Regions from separate parts of the Homo sapiens genome. Here region 1 is linked to region 2. Evidence: chromatin loops called from intact Hi-C (ENCODE). Cell type or tissue: MCF 10A. All regions are shown on one strand. Links, peaks and the distances in the headings refer to the core of each region. The heading gives the core; the rest is flanking DNA.

Region 1 (5,392 bases), core at 180-5,179, 160 kb before region 2:
TCAGACCTAGCTATAAGGAAGATGCTGTCCCTACATTGCTTTGCACACAATACAACCTCAGTACATCTTTTGTTGAATACATGAATGAGTTAATAAATTGCTAACTCTTCTGAGTGTTTCTCCTGTTTTTTTTTCCTCATTCTCTTCCCTTTTACTTCAGTCTCATATACTATGATTTCATAAATAAGCCAACATTTGTTGGGTATTCATTATATTTAGGTATTGTTCTAAATATGTTATACATAAGTCATTTGATTTAATTCTCATGATAACCCTATGAGGTAAACTTAAAAAAATACTTATTTTTTAAAAAAGAAAACTAACGTTAGGTAATTTGCCCAAAGTGACAGGGCTAGTAAGAGTCAAAGCCAGAATTTGGACCCAGTTAGTTTCTGATTTCAGAGATAGGTCTCTTAAATATTGCATTTATCCTGACTCTAATAATGACCCTCTGGTAAAATACCCAGACACACAGACAAAAATAAGTGAGAATGAGAATCCATATTCCAATGTCTTCACAGAAGATGATGGAATATTCTAAAAGACAAACCAAGAGATGGGAAAAGTGTCCAAAGTCCTATATGGAAAAATCAGAAAAACGTTTTGGGTAGAGGTTAAGAGCACAGCCTAGGGAAGGAGTCTGGGTTCATATCCTGACCCCATTACTTACTAGATATGGCACTTTCTTACTAGATATGGCAACCTCTTTCACTGCCTATCTCTCCTTGTTTCTGCAATCTGAAAACAGAGAGAATAAGAGAATCCACTCTGTAGGTGTTTTGTGAAGGTTAAAGAAGTTAACATGTATAAGGCATTTATGAAAATGAATGGCACACAATACTTGCTAGTATTTCTATCATCACAGTTCATCATATTGAAGACATACTCCATTATAAAATGATCTATTTTCTATATGACTCTAATAAAAAATGCCTATTGTAAATGCAAGAAGCCATTGATGTTTAGATGTATCCTGATGTCAGAGATATTGAAATGTGAAAAGAAGTACACGCTGGAATTATGTGCAGAATAGACAAGAAAGAAAAAGCCAGCTGGCAGAATTAAATGTTTTCATACATTAACAATTTCATTTTTTTCAATTCTCTTTTTTACTTTCTTTTCATTATTTTTTCAAATATTTTGTATCTAATCATGAGGTTTCAGTACCATGGTTCTGGGAAAACTACTCATGTTTAGGCTTTAAAGTTAGCTGTGGTACTAAATCCTTCGATGAAAGACAGAATGCCCTGGAAGGAAGGCAGACAGTGTATGAGTGCATGAGTGGGTGAAGGGAAGGGAGCTGAAGGGTGTGCAGGAAATGAAATTTACCTGATGAGACCAGATGCTTTAAAAATTTTTTTCAAGTCAAAATCCAAAGTCACTTGGCAAATACGAGAACTAGGAAGATGTAAAGGGTTGGAAAAATGAATCAGGGACAAATCAATTATTCAAATTATTCATTCAACAATTGTTAAATTAAACACCAATGTCAACTCAACTGGCTTTGCATGCTATATGAAAGAAATTAAAAAATAAGAAAAGATTACAAAAGAAAAATATCTAAGAGAAAATTGACATTAAATTGCATTACAAATGGCATAGTTAACTGCAACTATGACCTAGTTTCTGCAGTGGTAGCATGCTGTTTTCCTGATTAATACTGTATTACTTCTTTTTATACCCTGATTATTATCAAAGTAATCAGCACTGAGCAAACAGCAATCGAATCCCTTCTCAGGAGAGGCTGATTCTCTACTGATGTTAAGCTAAGCCCCTTCATGGAGCTTAAATCAGCCCCTGAGGAGCCACCAGATGGATTGTGAGAATTTAGAAGAGGCAGTATTAGTGTGGAATAGTGGAATAGACAACAGAAAAGGAGTTCAAGTAATTGAGTTCAAGGATCACCTTTGTAACAAACTAGCAGTGTGACATTGTGCAAATTATTTACTTTTTTTGGACTTCTACATACTTGCTCATATTGAGGACTTTACATTTTCTCCCCCCTTCTATTCTTTAATTTTCTGATATTGCGTTTAACATGATGAGACAGGCAGGAAAGGAGCTGCTGTCAGACACTGGGCTTGGTGTGCATGCCTTATGATTTACGGGCAGGATCTTGGGGCTTTCAAAAGAAGTTCTGTCCTCATGGGAGATTACCGTGGCAAATTTCTATCTTATGTTCCTTACAATAATCATGACTACCGTTCACGGGCCAGGGGCCGCCACACTTTATCTCATTTATTCCTCACTACAATCCTCTGAGGCAAGTGTTAGGACTTTTATTTTATGGAGGAGAAACAGGAACACAAAAGAGATTATCATTATAATAATGAGGAGAATAATTATTTGTGTTTACTCTGTGCAATTACTGTGCTAAGGGCTTCTCATATATTAATTCTCTCCATCCTTACATCCACATTTTAAGAAAGGTTCTGCTATAATTACCAGCCTTACGGCATCTAATAATTAAATAATCTGTTCATGTCATCACATGGCTGGTAGTGGGAAAACAGGATTCAAATGTAAACAGCTAGATTGCAGAATCCAGTACTTGACCATTACACATTCTGCATTAAAACTACATAAGGTCGCACAACTAATATGAAGAAAAATAGAAATCCAAATTTGACTCCAAAGCATGGACATTTGCTTAATGGACATTGCTTAATGGTTATTAAGCAATACTGCCTTTGGCCCTTGCCCAACCATATGTTGTCTTCCTTTGGATTTTCTGTGGTTTCTGGCCTTTCCACTCAATATTGCTCAATCTTGGTCTCGGACTTGATATGTAACATTGGCCTGACCGCAAATATGCTTTTGCTTCTTGTACCAAGCCCTGGGGTCCTATTGTGCCTATCCCAGGACATGGACCCATCTCTGGTCACTACTTCTTACTTGGCTCTGGCAGCTCTAGGGCCCCAAGCTTTGCTATAGGACCCAAGTCAGCCAGCCATGTCCCCGCTCCGCCTCCCGCAAAATGAAAAACACTGGTCACATATGTTTGTGAAAAAACTTACTATAGATCAATAAGTGGGAAAGATAAGGAGATTAAATGCCAAGTGGCGAGTTGTTTCTACCTTACTCTTACTGTACATCAAAAAGTGGGACATACAGAAAAGGTCGTAGATGTGTGTTTGTGACTCAACAACAAATCTCTGAGAATCAAGTAGCTACAATATCATCATTATTATCATTATTACCAGATTTAGAATAGTGTTCTATCAAACCTTAACACTTACAAACATCCAAATCATGTCCCTTCTTTCCCATTCTAAAATTGCATGCCAGCAAGGAATAACCTAATTATTTCAAAGGCATATATTGAAGAAAGGATAACTTTCTCTCCCCTTTTCTTTCCATGACCACCAACAGTCCCCTAGTTTGAATGCTAAGAGTTTTTTGGGAATCACATTCAACTTCTGTGTGTCACTGAGCAATATTAAGGGCTGGCAAAGAAGAGCAAAATTTCTAAGAAGGAAAACGCAGAGCAAAGCCAGCTGTTCCTGCCAATGTACTAATTTACATTTTTGCAAAATCAAAGCACCACAACGAGACACACTGCATTCAGTCGACTTCATGAGGTCACTCTATGCCATGTGCCCTTTTCAACTTTGTGACTGAAGCAGTAGGCACATCTTCATAAGGCTCTCAGAGTCTTCTGTGTCCAAAGAGGTGTATGCTTAGTGTTGCACATGCAAACATGGCATTCTCAGTTCATTTACTCCAAGGCTCCTTAGCTCTCTTTTCATTTAGAAAAACTATTCTTTGACCTCCTCTGATGCTAATGATCTATTTTCTGTTTCCTTTCATGGATCACACAAAAGTTGAAATTGCATCCAGGCACCAGAGGGTAGAGGCTGGCTCTGGATCTAGACAGCCTGGGTCTGAATCTAGCTCTGCCATCCACAAACTGTGTGACTGGGCAATGTCCTTAATTCTCAGTCCTTTGATTTCCTCATTTGGGAACAATGAAATAGTACTTACTAGGAAGAGTTGTTTACCTGTTAAGCGTTTGTTGTGAGGGTTAAATGTACTAACATTTGTAAAATGTTGAAGACAGTGCTTGGTACATAGAAGATGCTTGATAAATATTAGCTGCTATTTTTACCCAATGTGGTATATTAATATCGGCAGGCAGGGGTTGCAAACTCAAATATCTTCTAGGGTCAGAAATGTAAACAAATGACATAATAGGGTCCACAGCAATTTGAAGAGTGCATAGTTTGCCTAAAGTCTTCCAAATTCTAAGTGCTTTTTAAAGCACTGTGAAATCCAAACCAAACACATCTGCTGCTGAATTTAGTCTGGTGCAGAGAAATGTGGGCTAGGAGAATTCTTCCATGAATGGTACAATAAATATTCTAGCTCTCTTTGCAGAATTAAGGAATTTCAGTTTATCCTTGTTTTTTAAGAAAATTACTGCGATGGATGTTTTACATCCAAGAAGACGGAACCATGCAGAATTGAAGCTTAGACATAAACCCAAAAGGAATAGTTATCATATGGGGTGAGTGAAAGGATTTGCTGGTGTCAATAACCAGAGCTGGCAGCTCCAGCCTCAGCTAGGGCAGCAGGGAAGCCTGTTAAGGAAAAGCACTTGGGAAATGAAGAACTCCCACAACATCCATGGTCTTGAGACTGACTAGGGCCAAGAGCAGCATTGTAGGAATGCAAACTGAGCTGTACTTGTCCTGTACATAGAAATACCAAGGAGGCTACAAGGATAGAAAGAAGAAATGAGTTTAGCAGCCAGAAGTCCTAAATTCCAGCTCCAGGATCACCACACAGAAACTGCCAACCTTGAGCAAGCTTCCTAGCTTCTTAGACCTATGCCATATATAAAAAGATGATCATTTTTGTTCTGACTACCTCACTGAGATACTTTGAATACTGAATAAAAATGGCATGTGAAAACTGTTCAGAAACTTTAGCATACTATGTGAAGAAAAGTTATTCGTTTTTAAGGCTTTTAGGCCAAATTGCATTTAAACAACAAAGCACTGCTTGAAAACCTGCATATAACAACAATGTTTTGCAACATCCCCATGCCCTATTTACACTGGGAATTTGCGATACAATTGAAGCTATTATAGGTAGTTGGAGACAATCTTCTGAAGTTGCTCCTAATGGAATGAAATCTGTGCACTTTAGTAAATAGAAGAAAATTGTCACCCAAAACCCACAGCATTTTTTTACTCCACAATATTTTTTTCCTCCTATATCTCTTCAAGGACTGTTTTAGAATAACTTAGAAGATATACTAACTTTAAATTAAAAAAAAATCTTCAGGACTCAATTCACTCACTCACTCTCACTCATGTATTCATTCAGATACAAATATTATCAGGCACTTAAATGCCATCCACTACACCAAGCTCTGGAAATATACTGA
Region 2 (5,392 bases), core at 84-5,083:
CCAAATCTACTCTGTCACCCTGGAAGAGTCCTGAGTTATGCTGCATATTAATGCACTGCATCCACAAACTGACTCATTCAATAAACATGACTGACTTATTGGACATGTACTATCAGCTGGCATCACACTAGGGACAGATAGTGACTCAGCTATTCTATTGAGTGGTCCACTGGAGTCTAAGGCCATGGATTTCCAAATTCTAGACTTCGGAGTTTACCAAGGCTATTGAAATTAAAACAAAGAAATTTTTGTCTTTACACCTTATACTCAAAGGAATTCAACGGTGAACTCTATTCTTAAATTAGCATTTCCAAGTCATCTAACAAAATGCCATCAATGAACAAGTTTATGTGAAATTTAATCTTGGGCAGCAAGTAATACTTGAGAAAATATTTGTTTTTAAATTGTGTTTTATTTTCTTTTCCATTTACTTATTTTCATTGAGAGATAGTTGTCTGACCATTGCTGATTTCCTTTCTAGGAACAAGTTTTTATTATAAAACATCAAAGCATTAATCCAAATAATCCAAAGTTTATTCATTCTCTAAACAAATGAAAATCATAGGAAAGACTTATTATTCCACATGAGTTAGAACTTGGTTTAATTTGAAAATGGAAAAATTACTATCTTAGAGAGATGTAAGCTGACACACTGGAACTAATGATTCCTGTTTAAGGGTCTGTGTTGTTTTGTTTTTATTCTAATACAGCACATCCAATATTCCATTTTGGTAGAATTGTATTTCACCCTTAAGTAATAAAGTGGTCATCCAAAGGATTTTAAGCAGCCTTCCAGATTTGAAATGCTTCTAGTTTGATAAAGACAACTCAGAGAATGACTTAATGAGAAATTCAAAAGATGTGATCATAACACAATATCATGTCAAAAGAGGAAAAAAACCAGTAGGGGTATATTTGGTGTTAAAATGAAGAATACAAAAATTATGGCTCTGAACTTATAGGAAATCAATCTAATATTTTTAGCTTTTTGCCAATACCACACCTGGAACAAAATTTTCAGCCATGATGAAGTATTATTTACACCTTCATAATTTTTTGTTTCTTATGCCAGCAGCCTACAGGAAAATGCAACCCACGAGTTACAAGCAGACAATCTAGGTTTACTTTGAGAAAATTTGATGGATAAAAAATTTTTTTAATTTAATTTTTTTTTTTTTTGAGATGGAGTCTCACTCTGTCACCCAGGCTAGAGTGCAGTGGCGCGATCTCAGCTCACTGTAAGCTCCACCTCCCAGGTTCACGCCATTCTCCTGCCTCAGCCTCCCAAGTAGCTGGGACTACAGGCGCCCGCCACCACAACCGGCTAATTTTTTTTTTTTTTTTGTATTTTTAGTAGAGACGGGGTTTCACTATGTTAGCCAGGATGGTCTCAATCTCTTGACCTCGTGATCTGCCTGCCTTGGCCTCCCAGAAAATGTTAATTTTTACACTTCTTACAAACCTTACTGCCCAGGGGATGAATAAGTGAAAAGCTTTCAGTCAGTTGCCAAAGCATGCATGTATATATATTTTATATATATATATAAAACTACAATAATCTGACATGTTATACACTGTGGGGAAATAGGCAAAAAATTATGCATGCTAAAACAGAATCTTGTCACTATATGAAATATTAAAACTCAATGTGGTTAAACTCTATCAACCATATAGAGCTGAATGCAAGAATCATGAGATGTTAGTGGCACACATTTGTAGAGCAGCCCGCTAACTACAATTCAAATATTAGGTTTGTGGGCTATTTAGCTACATAGGAATGTTAACCTCCCACAGGAAACTCGTAATGGAAAATTCACAGCCCTTGGAGCTAAAAACCTTCACCAATACCTGAATACAAAATATTTATTAAAACAGAGCCTTACTTCTAAGAGATAATTCTGCTTGTTCAGATTATTCCCATATTTAAACTTTATTTTGGGTATCTTTTTCCAAATGTTAGGACATTTTTTAATTGTGCACTCAAAAATTTCATCGGCTTTAAATATGATTTATTCGCTATTTTTAATATTAGTCATCTAGCGCAATGCTACTCAGTCAATGATGAGCATAAACTCGCTTTTATGTTGTGTTGACAGCCTTGTTGACTACATTTATATAGCACATTTAAGATGTTTCATAAAATAAGCACTGATACTTCCTCACTAATAGACCTGATCAGTCCCATGTCCGTGTCCCACCTTCAGAATATAGTAATATTGTATATTCTTTCAAAATTAGTCATCTGATAGAAAGACATGGTTTTATAAAACCATAACAATAAGATATGTGATTACTGGCTTCAAAATGAGAAAACTAAAAAATATGTCTAGAATCCAATTCTTAAAGCTTGTAAGCCGCAAATTGCAATTTTGTGCATAGTATTAAGAGAAGGAAAAAAAAAATATAAATCCACATTTTTTTATCTTATTTCAGTCCTGGAATAGACTAGCTCTTCCTAGAAATGAAATCTGCTCAGAAGTATGATCAAAGGTCACTGTACTCTTTGGACCCTGTTCTATATTGATGCCTTCAGTGAGATCCTTGGCCATGACCAAAATGGCCCTGGCAATTTTCTTACCAAAGTCATCCTTTTCTACCTCATAATGGTTGCAATTTGTACATGTTTGGAAAGTGAACAGAACGCATGAAATACGAATTGAAATCATGATTGACCCTCTAATTCTAGTTGAGTAAAATACCTTGTGAAAATTAGGTAAATAATTCTACCAAAAATGTGGTTTCATTTCGTTATGTCAGGAACTAAAAAGCCAAAGTAGAATGAAAAACAGAATTCAGGCTTCCAACTTTGGGGTTCAACACTGCTATGAATTTCAGAACTGTAAGCCAACACTCTGTCTGACATTTATTACTGGACCAAAGGACAGATATTCCTGCTTGTCTATTTCACTTTTTCTAGGCTCCTTTCTAACTATTCCACCCTAATGCGTCTTAAAAGCATGTATTGTTTTGTACACCCAAGATGACGTCTGAACTGCTTTTCCTTAAGCAGTATTGACATCCAGTGGAGACTCAGATAATTACAGGTGTGTTAAAATCCCTAAGGAATATAGCTCAGAATGGATGCCTGGTTTAAGGTAGTTATCACAATTCAGTAACAAAGATAATTTTTCCCATGCACACAATTGAAACAGAATGAAACAAACAATACTTGAACAGTAGCAAACATAAAGGAGAAAATGTTTCTGACCTGAGGTTGGGAAGCATCAACCTGAGGTTGGGATGCTTAGATATAGCATCAAATTGAACATCAAAATTAAAACTTTTTCTCTACCCAAGACACAGTCAAGAGAATAAAATGATAAACTGTAGGTTGGGGAATATATTTGCAAATCATGTGTATGACAAAAGACTCATTTCCAAAATACATAAAGAACTCTCAAAACTCAATAGTGGACATCTGCTTCAACCCAAATAAATTAACAGGGTCTGAATTTACCTTCTCGAGGAAAACAACCAAAATAATGCAGGTGAAATATATGAAACAATAGTTTTTGAGATACTGGAATTAGATGATAAGGACAGTGATCATTGAGGGAGGGGAAACGGTGATTATCACCTCACTGCCTTGAGAGGGTTTACAGCATGCAGTACAAGGAGGGAGAACACAGAAAGCTCAGAGAGCTCCCTGTGCTGAGGGAAAGGAGCTGAGAATCTGGGGAGGTGAAAGAGGCTACATTTCAGAAGTTACGGTTAAGAAGAGAGTCTGTCTTATTCTTATTCTTCATTGTATGCCAGCCACACACAGAAGGACTGGCACATACTACATTCTTGAAAGCTATTGGATGGATGGACAGACAGATGGCTGGATCAATAGATGAGTGCTAGGGAAAATGGTCCCCAAGTGGGAGCAAGTTCTGAAAGAAAGATTTGTGAATGAAATAAGGGAAGTATTCCTCCATTCTTAGAAAGATTAGTTGGTGTATACTAACTACAAAACTTCTAATCTAACTTCTCGTTGGCCTATGACTTGTTTTTGTGTGTATTCAGTGGCTATCTATCATACATTGTGTACCAACTCTGTTGATGTAATTTTAAATTTCAGTGTAAAATAGAACTTAAATGGGGCACTGTGGAATGAAAATCAGGCTCCGACTTTGGAAGACTTTTTTCTGAAGTCCAAGAGGTGCTGATTTAATGTTCTGTATTTCTTATAAGTCCCTGAGGTTGTCTCCTGTGCTGATTGAGGGTGGGGCTAGACAGCAATTTTTTTGGCCCAGTTAAGCATATTCTGTTGAAAGCTTTCTTGACTCTTGTCTTAATACTTCTTCCCTAACATATTAGCTTTTCTAAAGTTCCCTGAAAAATATGTTTCATTTAAATGTCCAGTCTTTAAATGGCACCAGCGCTAGAAATTTAATATCAAAGTTTACCAGTTATATCTTTAAAAGATTATTGTTTTATGCCTTTGGAAAGTCCAAAGTGATCTAATAGTTTTATTCTACTTCCTTCTGCTTCCATAAGTTGCTTGGGCAACTGATACTTTTGTTAGCCATCTTCTGCAAACAGTCTAGATCTGTGAAAGCTAGATGTCTCAAATTAATATTCTAGTCTGTTCTAGGAGTGGTTGTAGGGGAAGTATATTTGTAGCATATTATACACAGCAATAGGAATTTATGTTTTCTGTTCACATTTCTTCTGTGACTTACAAAGAAATACACCATTGAGTAAAATTTGAGAATTGACAGAAAATGGTGGAGTGAATCAAAACTCCTAAGAATTCTTTTCCTCTTTTTATTAAAACACCTGTAGAATCATCCAAAGGAAGGAAACAATTTAGCAATTTCCAAAATAAATGTAAGTAGGCACATTCCTGTCTGTGTTCAGTAGTATTGAGGCAACCCTGATAGCCAACCTGAGCTATAGACATTGTCTCAAGAAGGACTTCTGACAGAAACCACACGGCCCTGTCCCAGGCCCTCCAGCATAAACTTCAGCAACAGGCAGGATTTCTTGTTTAACCCAGTTTCTCCTCTTGTCTAAATTGCCCAGTACATTTAGTAATTTCCTATAGTGTCTCAGATTCAAGACTCAACCCCGTTTTTTCCATTCCAAAGCCACTTATTTTGTTTTCTGTCTCAGTGTTTTATACCAGGTCTCTGCCTCCCTGTCTTTACACTGCTATTTCGTTTGCATTTTGTCCTTGGATCTTGACTCAGTTTTCATCACTCAATGCTAACTTCCTATCTTACTTTTTATCCCACTTTTAAACCCACAGGTCAATCAAGTCAATCTAGACTCACCTGTATGCTGTTCCTGGAACCTCAGCCCCTAGTATCCCAGACACATGAAATTATGAGTAATGCAACCACATTGAGAAAATAGCCCAAAACAAAAGAAAAAGAAAAGTGCAGAAAATAAACCCTGAAAGGAA

The links. A loop is a pair of places that touch in the nucleus more often than their neighbours do. Peaks named below come from ENCODE experiments on the same cell type or tissue, not always from the same donor. Only the 100,000 strongest peaks of a DNase experiment are listed, where the experiment ranks them.
Region 1: it touches region 2 in a loop (9-fold over the local background); 10 of 110 quality-filtered maps call a loop at or near these places.

Annotation. Positions count from the first base shown.
Region 1 is chr12:70,850,812-70,856,203 of GRCh38, forward strand. All of the region lies in intron 2 of PTPRR (protein tyrosine phosphatase receptor type R), which reads right to left. Among named protein-coding and RNA genes, the nearest start is that of PTPRR, 67 kb to the right of the region's middle. In MCF 10A, for the core only: no CTCF peak of the experiment used is centred there; a DNase peak (open chromatin) is centred at 2,730.
Region 2 is chr12:71,011,371-71,016,762 of GRCh38, forward strand. No RefSeq gene overlaps it. Among named protein-coding and RNA genes, the nearest start is that of PTPRR, 93 kb to the left of the region's middle. In MCF 10A, for the core only: a CTCF peak has its summit at 3,029; a DNase peak (open chromatin) is centred at 3,001.